2 separate regions of the Homo sapiens genome follow, and region 2 is linked to region 1. A link is an interaction called in ENCODE POLR2A ChIA-PET data of the cell type or tissue named here. Cell type or tissue: HepG2. All regions are shown on one strand. Each heading gives the region's core, and the rest is flanking DNA. Links, peaks and the distances in the headings are about the cores only.

Region 1 (9,977 bases), core at 4,373-9,372:
ATCACACACAAGGCTGTCACTTCACACTTGGAAGGTTGCACAGCGGCCGGGCAGAGGCGCTCCTCACTTGCCAGACGGGGTGGCGGCCAGGCAGAGGTGCTCCTCACTTTCCACACGGTGTGGGGGCCGGGCAGAGGTGCTTCTCAGTTCCCAGATGGTGCTGGGCTGTCGGACTCCATTGCTGGATGTGTGACTTGGGTTTAAGCTTCTCCCTTCTGCTCTCATCTGGAAATGCTGACAGCCTGGGCATTTCCTCCTTTGGCACTGGAGACTGAAGCCTGGCAAGGCCCTGCCCTCAGCAGGAACTCCCCCTGGGCCCCACTCTGTGACCTTGAGCCCAAGACAGGATTTTTCCTTTACCTTCTTCCAGCCACTTTGGGCCTCCCGGCTCTCTCAGAGCCCTGTTAGGTAGGTGACAACTCTGTTCCCACTGTTTTTTTTTTCTTCGTGTATTTTTAGTAGAGATGCAGTTTCACCATGTTGGCCAGGCTGGTTCGAACTCCTGACCTCAGGTGATCCACTCGCCTCAGCTGCCCAAAGTGCTGGCATTACAGGTGTGAGCCACCGCGCCCGGCCCCCGGTTCCCACCTTCTTAAGTGTATGTGTTGTCATCATGTTTCACCCCAACCAAACCTTGGGTGGGCAGCCTCTGTAGGGGACCACTCACAGCTGGCCTGTAGTCACGGTCCCCTGCAGAGCCCTGTCCCGATGCGTCGTCCCTGCCCGTGGCCTGCTCTGCCTGATGTGCACTGTACGCTCGGCTCTGCTGACTCCCGGGGGCCTCCGTCACACACTGAGCCAGCCTCATCAGCTGTCTCGGTATTTGGTGTTCAGGGACAGGGATCCAGCCCTTCCTAAGGTCCACCTGGGCTGAGACTCAGAATGGACGTTCAAAACAAAGAGATGGAGCTGTGAGTGACACCGGGCCCCACGGGCCGTCTGTCAACCAGGCCTTGGCCCTAGTCCATCGGGCACTCACCCCCTGCAAGATGTGGACCCACTAGTGCCCAACGTGTGAACAAGTAGCTGGAGGCCTCACCCCACACTGCTGGCATGGCCTGCCTCTCTCCTACCCAGGTGTAGCAGCTCCTGGTGCCAGTTGCCCCAGAGCGTGGCCAGGCCCCGGGTGTCTCTCCATCACAGCTGCGGCTCTGGCTTCTTCCGGGAAGTGAGGTGGGGTCGCTCCCCGTGCAGCTGCTGCTGCCGCTGCTTCAACGCTCTGTAGGCCTGCACGGCCCGCTCTCTCTCCTCCTCCACAATCCGCTGGCGGGCCAGGGAGGCGGTCAGAGGCTGGGACACACCACCGGGGCTCAGAAGCATCCGCAGCATCTGCGATCTCCTGCCAGGCTGAGGGAGAGAGGGGAGGGTGAGGCACAGGCTGGGAAAGGAGGGGATGCAACAGAAAGCCTCACAGCTTCAACAGCTCTCCCGCCAGCGAGAACACTGCACTCTCAGGCCACACACCAGACAGCGCACACGTTGGCTGAGGGTTTTTTTTTTTCTTGACACAGGATCTCGCTATGTTGTCCAGGCTGGTATCAACTCCTGGGCTCAAGCAATCCGCCTGCCTTGGCCTCCCAATGTGCTGGGATTACAGGTGTGACCCACCGTGTCCAGCCTGTCCAAGGCTTCTGTTCCCTGGCAGCACTGGGGGACAAACTCAAGTTGTCCCCGTGCCCCACTTACCTGGTCCTTGCTTACGCTCCTCTGGGGCCTGGCAGTCAGCTCTGGGGGCTGCAGGACAACCTCACCAAACTTCACCGTGTCTGGAGGAGCAGAATACAACTGAGGACTGCTGCCCACAGCCACTGCACCCCTGACACCCAGAGCCACCACCCGCCCACCTCCCTCCCATAGGGCTGGGACAGAACACCAACTCATCCAGTGGTCTAATGGCTGTGGACCCCAGGGGAAACCACAGGTGCCCAGTGCAGCCAGGGCTGGTGGGGAACAGAAGGCCTGCGCCCAGGCCCCACCCGGACCACTGCTGACACCATCGCTTTGGGAAGAGCTACCTCGGAGCAACTCCTGCTCCAGCCTGTCTGCCGCCTTTTCCTCCTTTTTCCGTCGGACTTTATCTAGTCGCCGCTTCTGGAACCTGGGGAAGAAAGCACATGTCACTCAGATTCCTAAATTCTCTTTCCACCCAGGGAGGAGGCAGAGGCCGCCCCACCCACAAGGGATCCCCTGTGGCAGAGCAGGGACCCAAGAACAGGTGGCTGCCTCCAAGTCCCCGCTCCCCTTACCACCCCAAAACCCACAGCTGCCCACCAAAGAAGGCTCTGACCCCAACAGGCCCCTCACAGGTCCCCCAGTGGTTCTCAGCTGGGGACAGCTACCTGCCAGGGAACATCTGACAATGTGTGCAGACACGTGGGCAAGGGCTACTGGCACCTTGTGCACGAAGGCTGGGAAGGCTGCCAAAGACCACCCAACAGAGACTCATCCAGCCCATCCGGTGCTGCTGTGTCTAAAGGGCCTAACAAGCATTGTATATCACGTCTCCCTCAATGTGAATCTGGAAGCTTCACCTTCAGCGACAGCTCTGGAGATCACCGTGGCGCCAGGCTGTATCTGGGCCACGTTCTCTGTGATGAACTTTCACTGGCTAAGGTAACTATAAGTAATACAACAATCCAGAAACAGGGAATCTACAGAGCTGAAAGCAACCTCTCAAACCTTCAAAGCTTTTTTTTTTTTTTCTTTTTTTTGAGATGGAGTCTCGCTCTGTCACCAGGCTGGAGTGCAGCGGCACGATCTCAGCTCACTGCAACCTCTGCCTCCCGGATTCAAGCGATTCCACTGCCTCAGGCTCCCAAGTATCTGGAATTACAGGCATGCACCACCACGCCCGGCTAATTTTTTTTTTTGTATTTTATTAGAGACAAGGTTTCACCGTGTTGGCTAGGATGGTCTCGATCTCCTGACCTCGTGATCCACCTGCCTCAGCCTCCCAAAGTGCTGGGATTACAGGCGTGAGCCACTGTACTCGGCCAAAGCTTTTAGAGAATTAGGAAGGTGTAGTCTCTTGGACGAGAGACATTCTGTTCTAATGGAAACAGAACCCCTGGGCACGTCACCCTCAGACCGACCCCCTCAGGGCTGATTCCCACAGGGCTAGGGCTTTCTGGTGCTTTTCCTGTGAAAGCAAGGACCAAGCGAGGTCTCCGCAGAGTTCCCAGGTTCCGCAGCCTCCTGGAGGCCACACCCTCACTGGCTCCCAGCTGGATGCTCCGACTCGCCAACTCCCAGGGCTCTGGCTTGGTCTCCCTGAATCCAGGCTGCCCCATGGCTATGAAACAGGGTACCTGCAGAGGGCCGTCATGGGAACCCAATGTCTTCCCTCCGGCTCCCAGGGCAGACCCCTCCCCCTCCCGCCTCCACTCACGCTTTTTTTGCTTTTTTCTGCTCAGACTTCTCCTTGGGAGCTGCCTGCACCTCTGGCTGCCGGATGGCCTGGTTCTTGCTGAGGAACAGCACATGCTGGGCCTCTTGCTGCATGCGGTGGATATAGGCCCCGTCAGACTCCCCCTTCCTCTGTTTGAACTTGGGGACTGCGATGTCGGGCTCCTCTCCCTTTGCTTCCTTCTCCAATGTCTTTCTGAAGGTCACCTGGGCTGAGGACAAAGGGAGGCCTCAGAGGAGGCAGGAGGCAGACAGTGGCAGGCAGGTGACCCATGCTCATTTCCCCTCCCAAAGCCACAGGAAGGGAAGACCAGGCTGGCTGGAAGCACCCCAACGACAGCAGCTGAAGAGGATGTAGAATGCCCGGCCCGGCATCCCCGGGGACGTGACCCCCCAGCCCAATGGCACCTGTCACAGATGTCCACTGCAGCACAGCTGAAAAAGGAAAGCAGAAACAACCTAATGTCCACCCCTAGGTGGCTGGTTGAATGAATTCTCCTCTGATCACCCACAGACTCCATTGCACAGCTGCCGAAAGAAGCCCAGTGGAGCTACACAGAGAAACGTGGGCAGACCTGCCGGGCGCGGTGGCTCATGCCTGTAATCCCAGCACTTTGGGAGGCCAAGATGGGCAGATCACAAGGTCAGGAGATTCAGACCATCCTGGCTAACACGGTGAAACCCTGTCTCTACTAAAAACACAGAAAAAATTAACTGGGCATGGTGGTGGGCGCCTGTAGTCCCAACTACTCGGGAGGCTGAGGCAGGAGAATGGCGTGAACCCGGGAGGCGGAGCTTGCAGTGAGCCGAGATTGCGCCACTGCACTCCAGCCTGGGCGACTGAGCGAGACTCCATCTCAAAAAAGAAACGTGGGCAGACCTATGACATCCACTGAGAACGCAAGCGCAGGACCCCGGGCGAGTGTAGAACACAGGAGGCGGACAGTGCCAGGCAGGTGGTTGTGTTCATAAATATGTGAAGACATGCATATTGCCAGGCATGGTGGTTCACACCTGTAATCCCAGCACTTTGGGAGGCTGAGGTGGGCGGATCACCTGAGGCCAGAGTTCGAAACCAGACTGGCCAACATGGCAAAACCCAGCCTTTACTAAAAATACAAAAACGAGCCGGGCATGGTGGCACAGGCCTGTAATCCCAGCTACTGGGGGGGCTGAGGCACAAGACTTGCTTGAACCTGGAAGGTGGAGGTTGCAGTGAGCCGATATTCTGTCTCCAAAAAAAAAAAGGCCAGGCACAGTGGCTCACACCTGTAATCCCAGCACTTTGGGAGGCTGAGGTGGGGAAATCACTTGAGGTCAGGAGTTCAAAACCAGCCTGGCCAACATGGTGAAACCTCGTCTCTACTAACAATACAAAAATTAGCTGGGCTTGGTGGCGTGTGCCTGTAATCTCAGCTACTCGGGAGGCTGAGGCAGGAGAATTGCTTGCACTGGAACTGGGACAGGGGAGGCAGAGGTAGCAGTGAGCTGAGATTGTGCCACTGCACTCTAGCCTGGGCTAGAGGGAGACTGTCTCAAAAAAAAAAAAAAAAACCACACACAAAAAATTAGCTGGGTATGGTGGTGCGTTACCTGTAATCCCAGCTACTCAGGCGGCTGAGGCAGGAGAACTGCTTAAACCCAGGAGGTGGAGGTTGCAGTGAGCCCAGATCACGCCACTGCACTCCAGCCTGGGCGAGGAAGCAAGACTCCATCTCAATAAATAAATAAATAAACAAACAAACAAAGGTGCCAATTCAATGCAGCACGGTTCAGAACGTGCCATGTGCTACCCAGGCCAGTGCGCCTCCTCCCTGCACCTTCCTCACCTCTATCTCACTATCCCTTTGGCAGCCATATAACCCCCAACAAGAAGCCTACAGTTTATACACAAATTATAAAACAGCTTTGCTGTAAAACCAGTGCCACGTTTGGGAAGAGAAATGTGTCTATAAGCAAAATATACACACAGTGGACTCCGTTTCCCAACATGCCCAGAGTGTTACCTCTGGGTTGCAGCGGTGGACATGTGGACACCCTACCCAGACTTGGGGGAGGAAGGCAAGACTTCTCAGAGGGGCCTGATGGAATTTCCTCCTTCAGCTCCTGACTCCACCCACTTCTCTCTACCATTGCTTCAGCACTCTTGTCCCAAGAATCATGGCTTCTCCCTGGCAGTAGCCCCGCCAGTTGCCAGGTCCACTCTCCCTCACTCCATCATCGCTCGGTGACCCTTTTTTTGCTTAGAGTAAACATGAATTGGCCGTGCCCTGCTAAAAACTCTGATGAATCTTCGCTACTTTTGGGGAGAAAAAAACGCCGCTCCTTAGCATGGATCCTGAGGCCCCATAACGGGTCCTCCCCGCCCACCCCACAGCCTCCTTCCAAGCCTCGTCTGGAACCACAGCGCCACCAGCTGCCAGCCACTGCTTTAGCTTTGGCCACGCTCCCCCACCTTCTGAGCACCGGGTCTTGGCATATTTCCTCTGCCTGAAACGTTCTGAAGTATTTGGGCGATTGGGCGGGTTGAGACACACAAAGCTTCACTGCCGCCCAGTATGGGCCTGCACACACCTGCTTTCTTCCTCTTCTTGTTACTGATCGGGTTTTTCATCTCTTGGCGGCTCCTCATAATCTCCCGGAGCCGGAAAGGAATCTCCTGTTCGTCCTGGTTCTTGGGCTTGCAGTTCACTTTCTTCTTCTCTTTGCTGGGAGAAAGAACACGGGGGTGAGACCCGTCCCAAGTAAAGCACAAGCAGAATCAGTAAGAGAAACAATAGTTGGGTCTGGCAATAGAATCTACACGGGCTGGCCGGGCTTGGTGGCTCACGCCTGTAATCCCTGCACTTTGGGAGGCCGAGATGGGCGGATCACGAGGTCAGGAGATCGAGACCATCCTGACTAACACAGTGAAACCCCGTCTCTACTAAAAATACAAAAAATTTGCCGGGCGTGGTGGCGGGCGCCTGTAGTCCCAGCTACTCGGGAGGCTGAGGCAGGAGAATGGCGTGAACCCGGGAGGCGGAGCTTGCAGTGAGCCGAGATCGCGCCACTGCACTCCACACTCCAGCCTGGGCGACAGAGTGAGACTCCGTCTCAAAAAAAAAAAAAAAAAAAGAATCTATCTATACAGGGGCCACATCTGGCTTCTGTGGTGCGAGCCGGTCCAGCAGTCCAGGGAGCAGGGATCTTTCCTCTCGGTCTCACTCAGTGGCTGTCCCTGAACCCCTTCCTCACGGGACGCGAGGCCGAAAGGCACTCCGAAAGCCCAGGAGGCCTTTCCGCCCTGACCTCGTCCAGAACCACAAAGACGGGACACTGGGACGCGGGAAAGGCAAAACCAAGGACTCGCTCGCGCCTCCATTCATTCAACCGATCCTGGCGGAGCGTGGGCCGCGGGCACAGACAGAGGAGGGCACTGAGCCCGACCTGGGGAAGGGGTCCGAGCGAACGCTCCCTAGGGGGTCCCGGGCGGAGCCTTCAAGGCGTCCCCTTCTCTGGGGAAGTGTGGCGGCCTCGCGGGGCAGCGCAGTCACCTGCGAAGCCCGGGCCACGGGGCTGGGCGCTGCTTCCCCAGCGGCTGCACTTGCTGCCGCCCCCGCGCTCGCCGGGGACTCCCAGGACCCGCCTGCACCCTGGACACCGCTGCTCCGCGACCAGCTCCCGCCATCTCCACGCCGGGAGGCTCCCTAGCGAAGCCACTTCCGCCTTCCTGCATGGTTCCGCCCCACCGATCGGCACTTCCGCTTCCTGCGCTCAGCCTCACGCTGGCTGGAGCGGCGCGACTTCCTGAAGGTCCGGGATTGGCCGGAGCGCCCGCCGCTCACGGTCAGGGGTTGCCGGATCCCGTCCGCGGGCGATGCTGCTGCGGAGGGTGGTCGAGGGAGGCCGGGCGGTAGCCGCCGCGGTCCGTGGCTCGGCAAGTACCAGGACGGGTCTTGGCAGCGCCGAAGGGCACGTCCGAGAGGCCGCTGTCCGGGGGCCCGCACGTACCGGGAGGAGCCCCGGCCCCTCCACCCGCATGTGGGGACGGAGCCGGGAGGATCGCGCGCTGGCCGCCGCCGAAGGACCCCTCGCTCCTCTCCTCCATCGGCTCTTACCGAGTCCCCGCCCCGGAATCTGTGGAGGGGCCGCTTAGCCTTGGGAGAGGAAGCAGCCCGGTGAACGGCCACTTTCCTGTTTCTCAGTATCTGCCGAGCGCCTGTGTGCGAGCCCTCCTGGGCTCTGGGGACTGGCCGTGGACATGGAGCGGATGATGCCCCTCGCAGGACTAGTTAAATAAGTGAAGTTGGTAGCGTGTCAGTCCGTGATCCTGGGTAGATAGAGCAGGGCAGCGACGGAAGACTGCCTATAGGACATTCACGCTGGGATGAGAGGGGCCTGAGAGGCCTGGGCTTTGTGACAGGGAAACTTGGATAAAGGGTGGTGCGATTCTTCCGGTTGGTCCCTCAGAGGTGGTGGGGCTTGGTTATACTGGTAGAGGTGCTGGGCTGGCCAGGAGCTTACAGGGTTACACCTCTCGCATACTGGTGTCCACAGAGCAGCCATCTTAGCTGGAGGTGTCGAGTGCCTCCCCCACCCCCCACCATGTGCTTGAGTGCACACCCGGCGCCAGGCCCTGATCCTGGCACTTCTTGTGAATCACACCGTGTCATACCCATGACTTCCATTGCACAGTGGGGAAACTGAGTCTAGAGAGGTGAAATAACATGTCTAAAGTCACAGGAAGTGAAAAAGCTGAGGACATGGAGCCAGTTGCCCAATGACAGGAGAGCTGAAATGTCCTCACTGCTGGGGGTAGACCGGGCCTCACCAGCTTCCTGGAGAGTCACATGTTTGTCTGCATCCTCAGGGGGCTCGCCGGTTCTCCAGCCCGGACTGCTGCCAGAGGCTTCCTGGAGGTGGCAGCTTTCTTCAAAGGCACCATCCCGGAGCGCAAGCCCCTGATGGGCGCAGAAAATTCGGGACAGACCACGTAGAGGTGGGCTCCCAAGCAGGTGCGGACGGCACCAGGCCGCCCAAGGCATCGCTGCCACCTGAGCTCCAGCCGCCCACAAACTGCTGCATGAGTGGCTGCCCCAACTGCGTGTGGGTGGAGTACGCGGACAGGCTGCTGCAGCACTTCCAGGACGGTGGGGAGCGGGCCCTGGCTGCCCTGGAGGAGCACGTGGCTGATGAGAACCTCAAGGCCTTCCTCAGGATGGAGATCCGGCTGCACACCAGGTGCGGAGGCTGAGCCATCCCTGCTGGACTCCCTACCGCAGGACGGAGTCCAGGACGCAGCCGCAGCCTCCTTCCTTCACACCCCCTCACAGACTCCTTGTGTCCAACGGGAATAGGAAGAATTAGTTACTGACTTCACCTGAGAAAAAAATAAATTCTCTATGGTGGTTTCACAGGAGGTTTTTGTTTTGGGGGTGGTTTTTTTGGCAGTATGTCTGCCAACCAGAATGGCTGCTGATTTGGCCTCAACAGGAGGCTTTTGTGTGGTTGTCCGTAAGGCTTGTGTTGCATCTTCAAAGCGAGCAGGTCCAGGTCGGCATTATGCACCTCCGGAGCTCTTGCAGCCATCACCCTGCCATGAGGGTAAAATAAGACCCCCAGCCGAGTGTGGTGAAAATAAGACCCCCAGCCGGGTGTGGTGGCTCACACCTGTAATCCCAGCACTTTGGGAGGCTGAGGCGGGCAGATCATGAGGTCAGGAGATGGAGACCAGCCTGACCAACATGGTGAAATCCCATCTTTACTAAAAATACAAAAATTAGCCAGGTGTGGTGGCAGGCGCCTGTAATCCCAGCTACTCAGGAAGCTGAGGAACCCAGGAGGCAGAGGTTGCAGTGAGCTGAGGTCATGCCACTGCACTCCAGCCTAGGTGACGAGAGTGAAACTCTGACTCAATAAATAGGACCCCTTTTCGTTGAACAGTCAAATGACAGTGACCCCAGTGCCCCTTCCAGGCCAGGTCCCACCTTCCCCCAAGTCCTGGCAAAGGCCTGCTCTGGTTGCTCTCAGCGTGCAGCAGAGGGAAGGCCATCTGATCTCATTGAGTCACTGTGGCAAAGCCTTTGGCAGGCACAGAAGCCCACAGGCAGCCTGGAAGTGCCCATCTGTCCAGCTGCCATCAATCCCTGGCAGGGGTCCTCGGGTGCCCTTCCACCAGCCTGGCAGGGGCTGCAGATCAGCCCTCAGTGGCCCAAGCACTACCTGGAACCAGTCCTTCCAGCTCCTTCAGCCGCAGCTCCCAGGGGAGTTGGTAAGAGCAGCAGGACGTGGCCAGGCGTGGTGACTCACGCCTGTAATCCCAGCATTTTGGGAGGCCTAGGTGGGTGGATCACCTGAGATCAGGAGTTTGAGACCAGCCTGGCCAAACGTGGGGAAACCCCTTCTCTACTGAAATTACAGTAATTAGCTGGGCACGGTGGCGGGTGCCTATAATCCCACCTACTCAGGAGGCTGAGGCAGGAGAATTGCTGGAACCTAGAGGTGGAGGTTGCGGTGAGCTGAGATGGCACCACTGCACTCCAGTCTGGGCGACAGCAAGCAAGACTCCATCTCAAAAAAAAAAATACTAA
Region 2 (9,977 bases), core at 2,677-7,676, 330 kb before region 1:
CCTCTGCGTGTGCGGCTGGCGGCGATGGGAGGCGCGGGGCAGGCAGGACGCCCTCCATCAATCAGCTGCCCAAGTCCCAGATCAAAGGCCCTCAGCACGCCATGCAGGCCAGGCACACGCTCCCTCCCCTGGACCCCTCCTGCCAGCCAAGACCCCACCCCAACAGCGCCTCCCGACGGGCGAGCACGGGCGGGCACTACTCTGGGCTGCGAGCCCCATGCTCCACGCCCCACGCTCTGCAGACAAGACCCGCCCTGGTCACGGAGGGAAGGGGCTGAGGCCCACGCCTCTAGAATGGGGGAACATGACAGCCACTGTGTCTCTCACACTGAGGGGTCCCCACAAGAGCAGGCCTAGAGGGGGTCAGCCCCTGCTCACCCGGAGCACACGGGTCGAGGGGCACGAGCGCTTCATGGGGACTCAGGTGTCACAGTGCAGAGTTTGGCAGAGTTCCCAGAGGGAGGATGGGGTGCCAACACCATCATAGTCCTAGAATGGACCCAACACCCTCACTCCCCACTCCCTTGTCCACTCAACAGGAACAGTCCCAGGACAGCCAGGGGGACAGAAAACAGAGGGGCTGGACCCTGACGCCGGGCTAGATGGGAGCCCCCACATCCAACACGGTGCAGACGCCCGGCCTCTGCCCTCCCAGGTGTGTGGCCGGGAGGCAAGAGGGAGGCATGAGGTTGCTTCACTCAGAAGTGGCCAGAGGAGGAGGAAGCAAACTCCTGACCTCACCTGAGTTCCGGGACACGTAGCACGAGTGCCCAGGGGACAGCCGAGGCCGGGGCCATGTGCACAGAGCCCTCCTGGCCACTTCTTGTTTTCTTTTTTTTTTTTTTTTTTGAGATGGAGTTTCACTCTGTCACCCGGGCTGGAGTGCAGTGGCACGATCTCGGCTCACTGCAACCTCCGCCTCCCGGGTTCAAGAGATTCTCCTGCCTCAGTCTCCCGAGTAGCTGGGATTACAGGCACCTGCCACCACACCCAGCTAATTTTTGTATTTTTGGTAGAGACAGGGTTTTGCCATGTTGTCCAGGCTGGTCTCAAACTCCTGACCTCAGGTGATCTGCCCACCTCGGTCTCCCAAACTGCTGGGATTACAGGTGTGAGCCACCATGCCACAGGCCCAGACACAAATATTTTAAATGTCCACAGGAGATGGAGGCATGGGGGCCTTCCAGGCCCACTACGTCAGCAGGAGCTCAAGAAGCTCTGACCTGGCCCCTGGGCTGTGGCTGGCAGCTGGCAGCCTGGCCCTCAGGGGACACAGGGGCTGGGAAACAGCCTCCTCCCATCCCTGTCACCGAAAGCCGCATGACAGTCCCCCAGTCTGCCTCTTTTGGCACAAAACCCATAAATGCCACGAACACCTTAGTTCTGCAGGTGAGGAAGCTGAGGAAGTCAGGTTTCAGCAGCCCAGGTGCAGGGCTCTGATGCGGGGTCAGGACAGGGACAAAGGAAAAGTCAGCCACAGGGCCAGGGACCCCACAGACACGAGGTCCCCACGGTTGGGGGGAGGCGTGAGGGAGAGGGTCAGGCCACAGCCACACACAGGCATGCTCGGAGGTCAGCACCTGGCCGCCTGCCTGCATGCACTCCCCGCCAAGGGCCCAGTGCCCCAGTGGTGGGTGTAGTCTGCAGTGAGCAGTGGCCATAACCTTCGGAGAACTTCCAGAACCCAGAAAAGAGGGGCCACTGCCCAGCTCCCTTGTGAGCCAGGTGAAATTCGATTCCCAAACTGGATGAAGACAGAGCAAGGAAAAAAAGTCTGTCTCACTTATGAACACACATGCACAAGCCAATAAAATAAAGCATACGGTCATCTCCATTGATGCTGAAAACACTGAAACGGTTCAACACCCACTTAAGATTTTTTTAAATGTCAGAAAGTTAGGAATAGTAACTTTCTCTGCTTGATAAAGGCTTTTTATAGCACACATCATCCTTGGCAGAGAAATGACTAGTAATTCCTGTTACGATCAAGACAAGGAAGGATGTCTACTAAGATCGCCACGATCCAAAAGCACCAGAGGCCCATTCGCTGCAACACAGGAAGAAAAACGATGAGAGGACAAAGGGAAAGGTCTGCAGAGGCCCCGACAGAAACCAAGACGCCACTAGAACTAGCAAGGAGTCAGCCAGTCAAAGATGTAACAGGAAGCATGATACTATCCACAATATTATAAAAAGTAACTTTCAGGCCTGGTGAGGTGGCTCACAATTGTAATCCCAGCATTTTGGGTGGCTGAGATAAGAAGATCGCTTGAGCCCAGGAATTCGAGACCAGCCTGGGCAACAGAGAGAGACCTCGTCTTTATGAAAAATAAAAATAAAAATAAATTAGGCTGGGCGCGGTGGCTCAAGCCTGTAATCCCAGCACTTTGGGAGGCTGAGGCGGGCGGATCACCTGAGGTCAGGAGTTCGAGACCAGCCTGGCCAACATGGTGAAACCCCGTCTCTACTAAAAATACAAAAATTAGCTGGGCGTGGTGGCACACGCCTGTAGTCCCAGCTACTTGGGAGGCTGAGGCAGGAGAATCGCTTGAACCCGGGAGGTGGAGGTTACAGTGAGCCGAAAGTGCGCCACCACACTCCAGCCTGGGCGACAGAAGCAAAACTCCATCTCAAAAAAAAAAAAAAAGTGGGTGCCTCAGTAAAGGTGGTTTAAAACCAGAAAAAAGAGCTGGGCGCGGTGGCTCACGCCTGTAATCCCAGCACTTTGGGAGGCCGAGGTGGGTGGATCACAAGGTCAAGAGATTGAGACCATCCTGGACAACATGGTAAAACCCTGTCTCTACTAAAAATACAAAAAAATTAGCTGGGCTTGGTGGTGCGCGCTTGTAGTCCCAGCTACTCGGGAGGCTGAGGCAGGAGTAATCACTTGAACTTGGGTGGCAGAGGCTGCAGTGAGCCGAGATCGCGCCACTGTACGCCCACCTAGGGACACAGTGAGACTCTGTCTCAAAAAAAAAAAAAAAAAAACCCAGAAAAAAAAAAATCATTTGCCTGAGAAGCTAAGAACAAGCCCAGTGACCCTGCTCAGGTAGGAGGTGGGGCTTGATTCCAGACCAGATTGAAGACTGGCTGATGCGTTCACCAGCTCCCCCTTCCCTGGCCATAACCCGGAAGTTACCACCCCTTTTCTAGAGATTTCTGAATGCCCCACCCCTTAACGTGCATGTAGTTGAGTGGATGTAAATGTGACCACGGCCATGCCCTGAGCTGCTGCCCTCCATGCACCACCCCAGGGCGGCCCTGCTCTGTGCCACACATCACGGAGCCAACACGGAGCTGACACAGTTGCCGCCTTGTCATGGAGCCAACACGGCCTCATCCCGGAGCCCACACGGCCTCATCCCGGAGCGGACACGGCCTCATCCCGGAGCAGACACAGCCACCGTCTCAGTAAAGCTACTTTCTCTACCACCTGCTTACCCCTAAATTCCTTCCTGGGCGAAGTCAGAAGGCTCCTGTCCAGAGCCCCGCGTTTGGGTTCCTCTGCGCGTTTGGGTTCCTCTGCCCGCATCACGGCCACGCCACCAGGCTGACCAGCTAAAGCCACGCAGGGCTACACATCAGGAGAAAGGACACCCCCAAGTCCCAAGGCCTAGAGCCCCTTTTACCCGCTCCCGCTCCTGCTCCTGCTGGGGATCCCGCTCCCGCTCCTGCTCCTGCTCCTGCTGGGGATCCTGGCCCGACTTGGACTTCTTTGGCTTGGAGGGGCCTCCAGGGCTGGAGAGGGACTTCGGCAACTTAGCTGAAGATGATGTCAGAGGCCTCGTGGGCCCAGGAGGGCCCCCCAGTCTCTGTCCCCCACCCGAGAAAGGAACAAAGGGGGCAGCTGCGGGTGCCCTTGTGCTCTGCTTCTCCTGAGTGTGCTCGCAGCAGGGCCCTGAGGTGTCCGCGTCCTCCGGACGGCTCAAGTCGCCGCGGCTGAGCTCCCCAGATTCCAAGGGAAGTGGAGCGCTGGCGGCTGCCTGGCCAGCCGACGCTGACGAGCCCAGGCTTCCTGGGGTCTTGCCCACGGGGTCGTAGCACTTCATGACAAACCTGAGTGGGGCCAGAGGACAAGGGAAGCACCTTGTGGTGCCTACCCCCGGCTCACCCTCTCCCGGCCCAGGCTCACCCTCTCCCGCCCCCGGCTCACCCTCTCCCGCCCCCGGTTCACCCTCTCCTGCCCCATGCGCCCTCCCAAGATCCACCGCCCCTCTGGGGGACACAGAGATGAGGTCGGGGCAGCCCAGCCCCCACGCCCACAGGCAGGCAGAGGCCACCAGGCGCTCTCCATGATGAGGGCCTGGGTACACCTACTCCCCACTTGCCACGTGTCCTTTCTCCTTTCCTTTGAGACCACTTTTTTTTTTAGCTAAATAGACTCCTCGGCCCCAGCAGCACTGCCCTTACCTGATGGTGGCGCTGCCCCCGGTCAGGCCCAGCGACTGCAGCGTCGTGCCCCGCAGGGCAGCTTCACCCGTCACCTGCAGGAGGAGCAGCCAGGACAGGTGCGCCTTGCACCGGGACCCCAGAGCCCAGGGAAGCCCTCCGGGCACCGGCACCACCAGGACCACAGGCCACGTGCCCTCTCTGGCCTCCATCCTACCCACCCCCCACATCTGGCCCCTGCCGGTCCACACCCTCCACAAGGCCCAGCTTGAGTCTGGTCTGCAGCCGGGGCAGGACCTGCTGCCCATGCCTGACCGTGTCTCCCCCAGCCTGGTCTCCGCAGCTGGGACCCAAGCTCACTGAGGCCTGGGCTGGCAGAGCTGGGCTGCAAGGAGGAAGCCCTGGTGCCAGGACCCACTGCCCGGAGCGAGAGAGGCAGGAACGTGCTGTCACCCACGGGGGTGGCCATTCCTGGTGCTCAGCTCGGGGTGGGCAGGGATCGGGCCTGGCTGGCCACGTCCCATACGCTAACTCTGACCTGTGAGGAAGGGGTGGAGAAGCTGCCTCTAGCGAGGGCACAGTCAATGGCCCAGCACAAAAGCCAAAGGGTGTAAGGGTCCCTGAGGGCCACAGCCTCAGGACAGTGCTGGGCCTGGGTCCTGAGCCCCGTGGCTCATCCCCTCAAGGGAGGACGTAGACCTGAACCTCCCCGTCACAGCCCCAGCCAGGGAGCTTCCAAATGGGGATAAATGCGGGGAATGTCCTGGCCCCCCAGGGCCCCTCCGGGCCAGTGCCCCCCCACCCCAGCAAAGGGCACTCAGCCAGCGTGGAAACAAAAGGCCCCTGTGAGGCCAGGGACGAGCGCTAGGAGGGTCCCGCCACGGCGGGCTTTGCTTGCGCCACGCCACACTCGGTTTTGAAAATGATCAAAACACCGAGCAAAGCAAATATTTATTAAATGAAACCACTTTTGTGACTCTTGGGCTTTGAGAGAAGCTGAAAAAACAAACAGGGCGCCGAGGGAGGTTTCGGGGCAGCCCGGGCTCCGAGGGCCGGCCACTCCCTCTTTTTCCATGAAACACGTCGTGCTTTCAAGAGCCCGAGTCTCCCGCCACTGCCCTGGAGACGGCTGCGGGACAGCAGATTTTCCAGTTGGAAAGTGGGCTGAAAGTGAGCGGGGACTGGGTGAGCAAGAGCAGGCCGCCTACCTCATCCCTCGTGTACACGCAGACTGGGGTGGCCCCGCCGGGGTGCTGCAGGCACTCCCTGGGAGGAGAGGAAAGAAACCATCAGGTACCCCAGGGCAGCTCAACCAGTGCCACGGAGGCCCTGGGGCAGGAGACTCGGAAAGCAAAGGTGTGGGGCCCTCACCCAGCACCCACCCAGGACAGCGTCCCAGGCCCAGGCCCAGGCCACAGACCTCAGCCCCACTGCGCCCCACAACCACCAAAAGGAGGCACCTGACAGCCGGGGGCGCTCCCAAGGACCCTGGCCTGTGGTGCGTGGCCTGGGGGCTCCCCCCGAGACCTCCAGTCTCGGGGCCGCTGGCAGGACGTGGAGCTGCCGGCAGGGCCCAGGGACCGCACAGGAGGGGCGAGCAGCACTGGCTCCGGAATGCGGCTCACGGACACCTGTACTCAGGAGCCTGAGAGTCAGGGTACCGACGTCTGGGCTTTCATCTTAAGCCGCCCACTAAGAGGAGGTGCCCCTGTCTCCACCGCCTGATGTCCTCCTTCAAAGCCGACGCCTGATGTCACCGAAGCATGGAGGGAGGGGCGCTGCACTCCGCTCACGCCCGCTTGCCTGTGGCCGGGGAGGCCGTGCTTATAAGTCCATGTCGGACTCTGCCACCAGTGTCTTTCTGAGCCTCGCCCCGCAGGAGGCACAGCTGGACCCGTGCATGGGTGGGCAGGTATATGCAGCACGCCTCCCACACATGCCTGATGTGCATGGCAGCCCGGGAGACGGGCACATGCCGTCACATCCAGCCCCAGAGCATGTGAACTGCTGGTGGCACCTGCTGCATGAGGCGGGCTTGCCTCTGCGTTTCCAACTCCCCACCGTGAAATCCTCCCCACTGAGAAAAACAAAAGCCCTTCTCAGGCCTTCCTTGCAGATGCCCCTCATCAGTCCCTCTCCAGGGAGGGGAATCCGAGAGGAGGGGGCAGATGGCCAGAGCCTAGGCAAAGGGGAGGCCAGGGCCGGCCTCAGGTCATGCAGGTGCCCTGCCAGGCCCTATGGCCAGTGTGCCTTGCAAGGGCTCAGGTGGGACAGGAAGACACAGGCTGAGCTGGTGACCAGAACACAGGGGATAAAGATTAGGTAACAGCTGGGCTGGAAACTGCTTGCAGCAACCCTCCGGGATGGGGGGTACTGGGAGGGTCAGAGGGCAGGGTGCTGCAGTGTCCAGGTCGAGACATACGTGCACATCCATGCACAGAGCGGGATGCTGGGACAGGAACTCTCGGCCTCCGCCTGAACCCACCTGTGTGCTTACAGGGCCGCAGGGGTCCACTGTGCACTCACCGTGCCCCGACCCTGGGATCTGCTGACCTACTTGAAAGAGCAGGACTCAGCCGGGCGCGGTGGCTCACGCCTGTAATCCCAGCACTTTGGGAGGCCGAGATGGGCGGATCACGAGGTCAGGAGATCGAGACCATCCTGGCTAACACAATGAAACCCCGTCTCTACTAAAAATACAAAAAATTAGCCAGGCGTGGTGGCGGGCGCCTGTGGTCCCAGCTACTCGGGAGGCTGAGGCAGGAGAATGGCGTGAACCCAGGAGGTGGAGCTTGCAGTGAGCCGAGATCGCGCCACTGCACTCCAGCCTGGGCGACAGAGCGAGACTCCGTCTCAAACACAAACAAAACAAAACAAAACAAAAAAAAGGGCAGGACTTGCCTCCCTGAAATGAGAACAGACCAAGCAGAAAAGCCCAAGGTGCCACACCCAGGACAGGCCCAGCCCCGACACCTGGGGACTCGGCCACGTGTGTGGGTTTGACGTGTTTTCTTTTGTTTCGTGGCCTTTATTTTTCACGTCCTCAATCCTGGGGGAGGGGCATCCCTTTCCCACCCAGGCCCCGACTCTGACAGCCTGGTCTGGCTGCAGAGGCCCCACAGGGTCGTGGACTTAGCCCCATGGTCTCCCTGGGTCCACTGCCTACAGGGGAGCCCCTTCCCCAAGGGCCTCTAGCCTGTGGAGCACGTGCGCACCACACACACGGCGGGTGTCCTCTGCGCACAGGCTGGGACACACTCCCTAAGCTCCCGTCCCACAGAGCAGCCAACAAAGGGCCTTGGATTTGCCTTCCCTCCAAATGGCTGGAGACTCGGCCCAGAGGCCCCGAGACGCAGGGCTCAGGAAAACACAAGGCCTCAAAATGCGCCGGAGCAGAACCCGGACAGAGGCAGAGAGAGGCCTCAAGGAAGCACAGCCCCCAGGGCCAGGAAGGGGGACAGGGAGGGCCCAGGGTCCCCGCTCCCCAGCATGACACAGATGGCCAGGGGTCCGGAGATGGTCATGAGGCCACTTCTCTACGGCTGGGGAGGCCTGGGCTGAGGGGTGGCCAGAGTCCCAACTCACAGTCCTTCCCCGGCACTGACCGCCAGCTTGGGGACCTCAAATCACAAACAGGGACAGAGCACAGCAGCGTGACATCAAACGCCAGCCCGGCTTTGATGTGCGGCTCCTCCAGAGGGATCAGATTCCCTCCCTCATGCGGGATCTCAGGGAGGGGTGGTGGGCAATCGGTTCCAGACCTTCTACGCCGGCCCAGTGTGCAGGACGCCAGGGCCCGGGGGAAATTCCAGCGCCCGAGGAGACACAGCCCCTACTCCCCCTCCCCCACGCAGACCTCTGCAAGTCCCAATGTCCGCAGGGGCAAGACCCAGGGCCTCCCGGGGACCCCAGGCCAGGCCAAGCCACCAGACACCATGCTCCGAAGCCAGAAATGCAAGAAGTGCTTTGGGGCGCTTCCGCGGGTGCCTGCTCGCAGCAGGGTACTGGCACACTCTCACACACTCTCCAGCCAGCAGAGCTCCCCACCCGGCCAGGGCCAGAAGCCAGCGGGACGGCCAGGAGGGCAGACACGCCTCTGCTGCTGGCTTCGAGGGCATATTCTTTATGCACCACAAACCCCGCCCCGCTGGGGCCCCGCTCCGGCAAGGCGCGGCTGTGTGCTGGGGACAAGGCAGTGAGTCTAGAGCTCTCTGTGTTCATGTCCTGTCTGGGTATGACAAAGCCGGGCGCAAACACAGGTGCTGACGAGAGCCCAGGCAGCAGCATGCGCCCTGCCGGGAACAGAAGCTGTGGCTGCAGGCCAGGAGCCACTGGGCTCAGGGAGGCCCGCAGAGGGCATCACCCACCACATGACAGCCCAGCCGCCAAGCGGCTAGACAGAGCCTGGGAGAGCCTGGGGCAGGCTCCGGCCTTCTCAACCCAGCCAGGTCCAGACAGGGATGGACAAGGATGGACAGGGATGGACAGGAATGGACAAGGACGGACAGGGATGAACAGGGACGGGCAGGGATGGACAGGGACGGGCCGCAGAGCTCTGAGCTGGCCCAGCAGCATGCACAGACCCACCCTGAGTGTGGCCACAGGCCAGTGCTCCACCTGGCAGAGCCCTGTCCTCACCAGCAGCCCATCCCTACACCCCAGCACACCCAGAGGGCTGCAGAAATCACCCAGCTTTCCCGGAGCCACGGCTTTACCTACAGAAGGAGGAACAGGCTGAGATGCACTCAGCCAGCCCCCAAGCACTGAGTCAAGGCTGGGAGCAGAGGGCTGGGGGCCTGGGAAGAGATCCAGCCAGGGGCCGGGCACACTGGGGGCCACTCCCACCTGGGGTGCCCACGCCAGCACAGCCCGGGGGCACCTCTGAGAGAGGACAAATCCCCTCCATGGCTGAGCTCATGAATCTGATTTACAGAAAGCCCACCCTGCTCCCTCACGGTCTTCAGATGGAAAGCGGCTCAGCTGCTGTGTGAGTTCCCACGGCTCACCCTTGGCATCGTTCCACGGCAGGTCTCGGTCACCCACAACAGTCCCCGGTTCTCTTCCTGCTCCCAGCAGCTCAGCATGGTCCATCCACACCCCTGCCTTTCACCACTTGGCAACTAGGTCCTTACGGGACGTGGGATTCAAACTACGGGACTCGCCCGCCTGCCCTCGTGGACTGCCCAGACGTGCTACAGTATCCCCCGAGTCACAGTATGACCTCCTGGGGCTAGTGCCTGCTGGCTCTAAACCCATGGAGAGAAACTCCTCATAGGAAACCCGTTAGCATAACAATCTGTACCCCAGCAAAGATGCTGGTCAGAAAGGTACTCCCTTTCCTCCTCCGGGTGCCTCCAGGAGGGCCGTGTACCCCCAGGGCCCGTAGGCCATGAAATCCTCATTTCCATCTCATGCGTCTCCTATCACGGAAGGCACACTCCCCGTAATAAAGATCTCAAACTAGACACAGGCCCACCAGGCAGGCAGAGAGCAGTGTCCCCCAGAGCTCGGCGTGGAAGATCCCAAACTCAGACACAGGCCCACCAGGCAGGCAGAGAGCAGTGTCCCCCAGAGCTCGGCGTGGAAGA

What was found. ChIA-PET counts read pairs that join two places held together with the same protein. Peaks named below come from ENCODE experiments on the same cell type or tissue, not always from the same donor. Only the 100,000 strongest peaks of a DNase experiment are listed, where the experiment ranks them.
Region 2: POLR2A ChIA-PET joins it to region 1 with 5 read pairs; 2 of 35 experiments call an interaction of 5 or more read pairs at or near these places.

The regions. Positions count from the first base shown.
Region 1 is chr17:81,663,865-81,673,841 of GRCh38, reverse strand. It overlaps OXLD1 (oxidoreductase like domain containing 1), which reads left to right and starts at 7,237. Exons shown (of 2, transcript NM_001039842.3): 1 at 7,237-7,324; 2 at 8,258-8,806. The coding sequence starts at 7,265. The coding sequence ends at 8,641. CCDC137 (coiled-coil domain containing 137) reads right to left here and starts at 7,105. Exons shown (of 6, transcript NM_199287.3): 1 at 6,942-7,105; 2 at 5,980-6,113; 3 at 3,389-3,617; 4 at 2,016-2,098; 5 at 1,687-1,766; 6 at 1-1,347. The coding sequence starts at 7,075. The coding sequence ends at 1,138. RefSeq lists silencers at 6,872-7,021, 7,222-7,541 and enhancers at 6,198-7,119, 7,120-8,041, 8,202-8,311, 9,727-9,977. In HepG2, for the core only: a CTCF peak has its summit at 5,815 (motif pointing left); DNase peaks (open chromatin) are centred at 7,161, 7,536 and 7,991; H3K4me3 peaks cover 2,476 bases.
Region 2 is chr17:81,990,499-82,000,475 of GRCh38, reverse strand. ASPSCR1 (ASPSCR1 tether for SLC2A4, UBX domain containing) reads right to left here. Exons shown (of 16, transcript NM_024083.4): 5 at 5,598-5,655; 6 at 4,411-4,484; 7 at 3,630-4,056. Among named protein-coding and RNA genes, the nearest start is that of ASPSCR1, 18 kb to the right of the region's middle. RefSeq lists enhancers at 5,746-6,453, 8,582-9,289. In HepG2, for the core only: CTCF peaks have their summits at 4,445 (motif pointing right) and 6,125; DNase peaks (open chromatin) are centred at 4,415, 5,335, 6,135, 7,555 and 2 weaker places; H3K4me3 peaks cover 2,441 bases.